Regions from separate parts of the Homo sapiens genome. Here region 2 is linked to region 1. Evidence: read pairs that join two places in POLR2A ChIA-PET (ENCODE). Cell type or tissue: MCF 10A. All regions are shown on one strand. Each heading gives the region's core, and the rest is flanking DNA. Links, peaks and the distances in the headings are about the cores only.

Region 1 (2,910 bases), core at 35-2,534:
TCCTCTGTGGTTATTTTTGGTGCTTGGAGCTGCTCAGTCTCTCGGGGGCAGATTTATGCTACCATTTGAAATGGCATTCAGCTTTTGAAATCCTTCAGTTTTATCCTGTTTGTTCATCAACAGCTTCTTTTCCCTCCCCTTGTAATTGTGCAAGCAGAGCAGGTGACTGGGTGCAGACATGGAGTGTTTAGTAGGATGCTCTTTAGACAGCTGGGTAGGTTTGTTGTCATTGTGGCAAACACCCTCCTCCTGGACTGATAGGAAATCAAGAAATTAAAAGTGTTCTCAGAGCCCTGGATTTCTCTGCAGCAGGGATAAATGTGTCCAGTTTCTGCATATAGGGAAGAAAGCGAGGATCAGCATGGGGAATGAAAAAAATGTATATAACAACACCTCTCCTTTCTTCCAAGCTAACGTTCCTTCTCTTGTTTTCTACCTGCCTGGACTTCTAGCCCTCTCTCTTCCCCTGCTGCTAGCCCTAAGTTCTGCAGAAGTACTCTGCCCAGGAAACAGGACAGGTAATGACATTGCAGGCCGGGGACCAACCGAGCCTCTAGGTTCTTCTGCCCATTCGTTGTCAAGCCAGATGTCTTGTGCGAGGCTGTTGGCCTAAGCCACCTGCTTGTGTTTGTGGCTCTAGTGTACTCTGTGACACATGGACATGCCAGTGAGAGTCTGTTCCTCTGTCTGCTAAAGCCCAGGGAGAGGTGGAGTTGGGCTGGCCTCTTCATTCCCATTTTGGGAAGGCGACCTTAAACCCTGCCACTTGATCTGGGGCAGCGGAAGCTCTCGCTTGCATCTCTTGTGGCCTCCTGTGGCATGTTCCTGCTTTTCAGCTTCCTTCCCATTCCTTTTGCCACCCCCAACCCCAAGCCCAGAAATGACCTGCCACCCACTGTGTAGCTTGGCCCTCACCTTTGTCTACCCCTCCCCATGCAGCTGCCTCTTCTCCCTTTCAAAATCCTTTGCTGAAGTTTGGCTCATTATGTCTTGCAGACTGTTGTGTTCTGTGTGCCCATTTCCTGCGATGATAATGAAAAAGAATGTGTAGAGTATTAAGACTTTACAAATGTACACGCTTGTGTTTGCCCCCAGCTGTAGGTGGGCCTCAGAGATGGATACTGTCCTTAATTTTGTGGGGGAGTGATGACCTGGCCAAACATAACAAACAGATGTTGTCTCCTGCCAGAAAAAAAAAAAAAAAAAAACCTTCACCCCATCAACAGTGAAAACTTTGTTTTTGTCAGCTCACAAACCAAGCCTTTAAACCGTTGGTCTTTAGAAATCCAAGTGCTTTGACTTCATCAGCCAGCAAGTTGTAACATGCCCCACCCAGGACTCAGCTCCTAGCTATGCCTGGGCCGCAGAAATTGAGAGGGACCTGGAATTCACTTCGTTACAGATGAATTCCAAATATGCAGACTGCTGGCCTCTTGAAACCTCCAACAAGTCTGTTCTCCCATTTGAAGTCATTGCCAGTGGCATTTAGGGGGTGGGCCAGAGTTAGGGGTGCAGGGAAGTGGGCATCCCTCTCTCTGAGAAGCCGTGTTGGTGCAGAGAGTGCCCCTGGGCAGTAGAAGGCACAGGACCTCTGCTTTGAGGTGGAGCAACCCCTGAATTTTGCTTTGAATCTGTGGAAAACGAGGAACAATTGGGGTTAAGGGACTCAGGCCTCCTGGTGACCTGGGGTAAAGTATGCGCTGGTGTCAGCTCAGGCTGAGGATTGGGTTTCTTTTGTTTTCCACGGATGTGGATGTGTTGCATTGCACGCCTAGCTGGATAAGGCACTTCCTGGTGATGTGCACCTCTTTCTCCAGGGCCCTTCAGTCCCCTCCCTAGCTTTCCCTCTCTCTGCCTTCTGTGTGCTGCTCTGAAGTTCTTATTTTTGTTTTAACTTTCCTACAGTGACCCGCACCTTGATAGGAACACTTTGCCTAAGAAAGGACTCAGGTATCTGTGTTTCCTCCTTGCATCTGTGCCATCTGTTGTGGCTTTGGAGCTTGGCTGTGTGACTCCTTCATGGCTGGTGGGGGTTTGGGCTGGGCTGGGGTCCCCGCTTTGACCACCACAGCAGGACCTTTTGGATGACGGCTCCCCTTGCACCCTCTCGTTCTCACTCTCCATTTGTCAGCTTATTTGCTTGAGCAGGGGCTGTGCTTTTTCAGGCTTAATGTGGTAAAACCATCTCATGAAAAACATCCCTGGGCAAGCCCAAGGAGCAGTCATTACTGCTTCTGGGGCCAATGGGTTTAATTTCTGAGCACTTCACCATGACCATTCTGTTAACATGGCTGTCTTCCAAGAGAAAGGACATGACTTATAGCATACTGATTTGTAAGCTAGGACAAGAGCACAGGAGGCAAGGAATATTTTCCCCCAATTTGAAAATATTTAACTTTTCTGCCCATAAAAAATTGCTAGACAGATACTTTGCCCTTGTCTAAATATTCTAATGGAAAATTGGTCCACTTTCATTGCCCAACAAGACATGGGTGTGATCATTTTTTGGTGGATAATAAAGAAAAGACTCCCAGGAAGGACTGTCCTTCCATTCCTGGTAAGTGGTGGCTCAGGTTCGTTTTTGGTGCTAGTCCTGGCAAAACAAGATGCTATAAGTCACCATTGCTCACACCATCTATATCACTTTGCCAATCAGAGAAAATTCAGTTTGCTAATGCCTCCCCTGTGATCTTGCTGTCTTATGGTTGCAGCCGTCATTTCTTCTGCTTTCTAAACACCACATGCCCTGTAGCATCAGCTTCACCCTGCACTAAGCATTAAGTGCTTTCGCATAAAATGGGACTTGGAATGAAATGTTTCATTGCTGTCATGTATGTCTATAGTTAATAACCTGCAGCTCTTAAGACTGAGAGCATTTTGAACAGTAATGTGAGGTAGGTATCAATGCTT
Region 2 (2,910 bases), core at 310-2,809, 220 kb before region 1:
AGGTCACTCGGTCACAACTGCTCGGCTTTGCTTTGTAGCACGAAAGCAACCAGAGACCATAAATGGATGAGTCTGTGTCCTGATACCTGTCCCGAGGTTGTTGACCGCCTATTTGTTTACATAAATAGGTGGTCAGCTAGAATTGGCCCGGGTTGCAGTTTGCCAGCCGCTGCCTTATAATATGTTTGATATAATCCCTGTTTTATGGAGGATAAAACCAAAGAACAGAAAGATTAGTAGAAACTAACATTGCCCAGGGCCAAGGGCCAGCTTGACTAGCTCAGATTCCAAAGGCTGCATTCTTCCACACACGCTGCCTCCCCTTCAAAGGCTGGAGGACTTTCTGGGACAGATGGATGATAAGGCTGCCTTGACTGAAGTGTGAAGAGTTAGCCTTTATTATTTTTATTATTTTTTTAATTTTAAAAAATTGTTTTAAGAAGTTTAAAAACAGGCATGCTTAATTAGCATAATACTGAATGACAGCCAATCACAAACTGAATTTTTAAAGTGGGAAGTGTTTGCTCCTGGTGTGGTGCACCGGCCTGTAATCTGGGAATCCCAGCATTCTGCGAGCCCACGCCCAGGCCTAGGAGGGAGGATCCTTTGTTCTATGAGTTTCACAAGCCTAGGTAGTAGAGCGGAATCCCGTCTCTACCAAGGGGAGGAAGGGGAGGGTGGGGAGGGAATCAACAATGAGCTGGGCGTGATGGCACCATCTGTAGTCCCAGCTACTCGGGAGGCTGAAGCAGGATGATCATTTGAGTCAGGGAAGCTGGCTGAGTTCGAAGCTGCAGTGAGCTTTGATTACCCCACTGCACCCCAGCCTGGGAGACAGAGTGAGACCTTGACTCTTAAAAACAATTTTTTAAGGGGGGGATGGTATAAAATAGATATAAAATTTACCATTTTAACCATTTTTCACATATACAATTTAGTGGCATTATGTACATTCATGTAACAAATGGTATATAACCATCACCATTATTTATCTCCAGAACTTTTTCAACATCCCAAACCAAAACTCTGTACCCATAAAACTTCCCTTTCCTCCCTCTGCCCAGACCCTTTTAACCCCTATTCTACTTCGTCTCTATGAATTTGATTCTTGTAGGTACCTCTGTAAGTGGAAACATGCAATATTGTCCTTTTGTATCTGGCTTATTTCACTTAGAATTACGTTTTCAAGGTTCATTCATGTTGTAACATGTTTCAGAATTTCATTCCTTTTTCAGGCTGGAGTGCAATGATGCATGACGGCTCACTGCAGCCTTGACCTACAGGGCTCAGGTGATCCCCCCACGTCAGCCTCCTCAGTAGCTGTGACTATGGGCACGTGCCATCACACCCGGCTAATTTTTTGTGTTTTTTGTAGGGAGGGGGTTTCACCACATTGCCCAGGATGGTCTTGAACTCCTGGGCTCAAGTTTGCCTTTAATTCAGTGGGAAGTGGGGAGCCATTGATGATTTTTTGAACGGGTAATTAGATTAGAGCTGCGCCCTAGGAAAGTTCGTTTGGCATTGGTGTGTAGGTAAATCAAAGTTGAGAGAAGAGCTCTTGTTTCAGAATGAGAAGTTCACTTTGGCAGAGCCGTTTCCAACCACTCTATCCTGTAGAAGTTCTTGTGAGTGTACCTGATACTTGTGTGGCCTCACCGTGGCTCTATAATCGCAGTGTGTGTGTATGTGCACTTGTTGAAATAAGTTTAACCTTGGCTTCTTGCTGTGTTGTGCAAACTCACAAAGAAACCTAGTTGTAGAGACAGTATGTCTATTTTAAAGAACCTTAATCATCTAAGAAGGGATGAGCTGAGGCACAGCATCTCATCCCACTCAGCTGTGCCCTTGTTGATGTTCACTTCTCACTCAGCTGATGTTTTAGGTGCACGTGGCTTTAAACTGTAAACTTCATGGTCCCTCCCACGTGGCTGAGGAAATCCCTCCAGGGTTTGAGAGAGCAGTGTGGTGCATCCCCTAGTTAGGGAAGGAAGCCTTGCTTTATATACCAGCCTGGCCGGTTTCTGACTTGTTTTTCTTTGACACTGTGCCATACTTTGTTATTCCAGGTAGGGGATATTCCAGACTCTTGAAATTTGGCTGTGAGAAGGGGAAGAAATCCTTGAGTCATTTGTATCCTGGAGATTCAGGGTGGAGGCTGTGGCCGATTTTGTTATGTCCATTTCACGAAGCTGTTAATAAAATTTTTTATTACTAACTTTTATTTACTGAACACTTAGCATGTGCCAGATTCTGTGACCTTTGTATGTATGAGCTCATTTCATCTTCATAATACCAATGATGTAGGTATCATTATCTTGCAAATGACAACACTTAGGCCAGAGGGCACAGAGGGAATTGATAGCATAGAAGCTAAGATTAAAGCAACTCTGTCAGTTCCAGAGCACGCCTCTTTATTACCCTTCTCCCCAATTGCCTTCACTTCCTGAGCCCCAGCATGGATCAGGACAGGCACTTCCATATAGTCCCACTCTGAGTCTTCACATCGACCTTCTGAAGCAGGCCTTATTGTACTCATTTTACAGGTGAGTAAACTGAAGCCCAGAAAAGTAGAGTCACTTATCCAAAGGCATTCAGATAGCAAGGGAAAGATCTAGGTTTGGGTTTTGATTACTTTTAAAATCTGGGACCGGGTGCGGTGGCTCACGCCTGTAATCCTAGCACTTTGGGAGGCTGAGGTGGGCAGATCACAAGGCCAGGAATTAGAGACCAGCCTGGCCAACATGGTGAAGCCTCATCTCTACTAAAAATACAAAAATTAGCCAAGCGTGGTGGCATGCACCTGTAATCCCAGCTACTTGGGAGGCTGAAGCAGGAGAATTTCTTGAACCCGGGAGGCGGAGGTTGCAGTGAGCCGAGATCACGCCACTGCACTCCAGGCTGGGTGACAGA

The links. ChIA-PET counts read pairs that join two places held together with the same protein. Peaks named below come from ENCODE experiments on the same cell type or tissue, not always from the same donor. Only the 100,000 strongest peaks of a DNase experiment are listed, where the experiment ranks them.
Region 2: POLR2A ChIA-PET joins it to region 1 with 5 read pairs; 2 of 35 experiments call an interaction of 5 or more read pairs at or near these places.

What each region holds. Positions count from the first base shown.
Region 1 is chr11:20,049,384-20,052,293 of GRCh38, forward strand. NAV2 (neuron navigator 2) reads left to right here. Exons shown (of 38, transcript NM_145117.5): 16 at 453-518; 17 at 1,906-1,950. Among named protein-coding and RNA genes, the nearest start is that of NAV2-AS2, 1.5 kb to the left of the region's middle. RefSeq lists an enhancer at 1-289. In MCF 10A, for the core only: no CTCF peak of the experiment used is centred there; a DNase peak (open chromatin) is centred at 1,318.
Region 2 is chr11:19,827,300-19,830,209 of GRCh38, forward strand. All of the region lies in intron 1 of NAV2 (neuron navigator 2), which reads left to right. Among named protein-coding and RNA genes, the nearest start is that of MIR4694, 69 kb to the left of the region's middle. In MCF 10A, for the core only: no CTCF peak of the experiment used is centred there; a DNase peak (open chromatin) is centred at 1,262.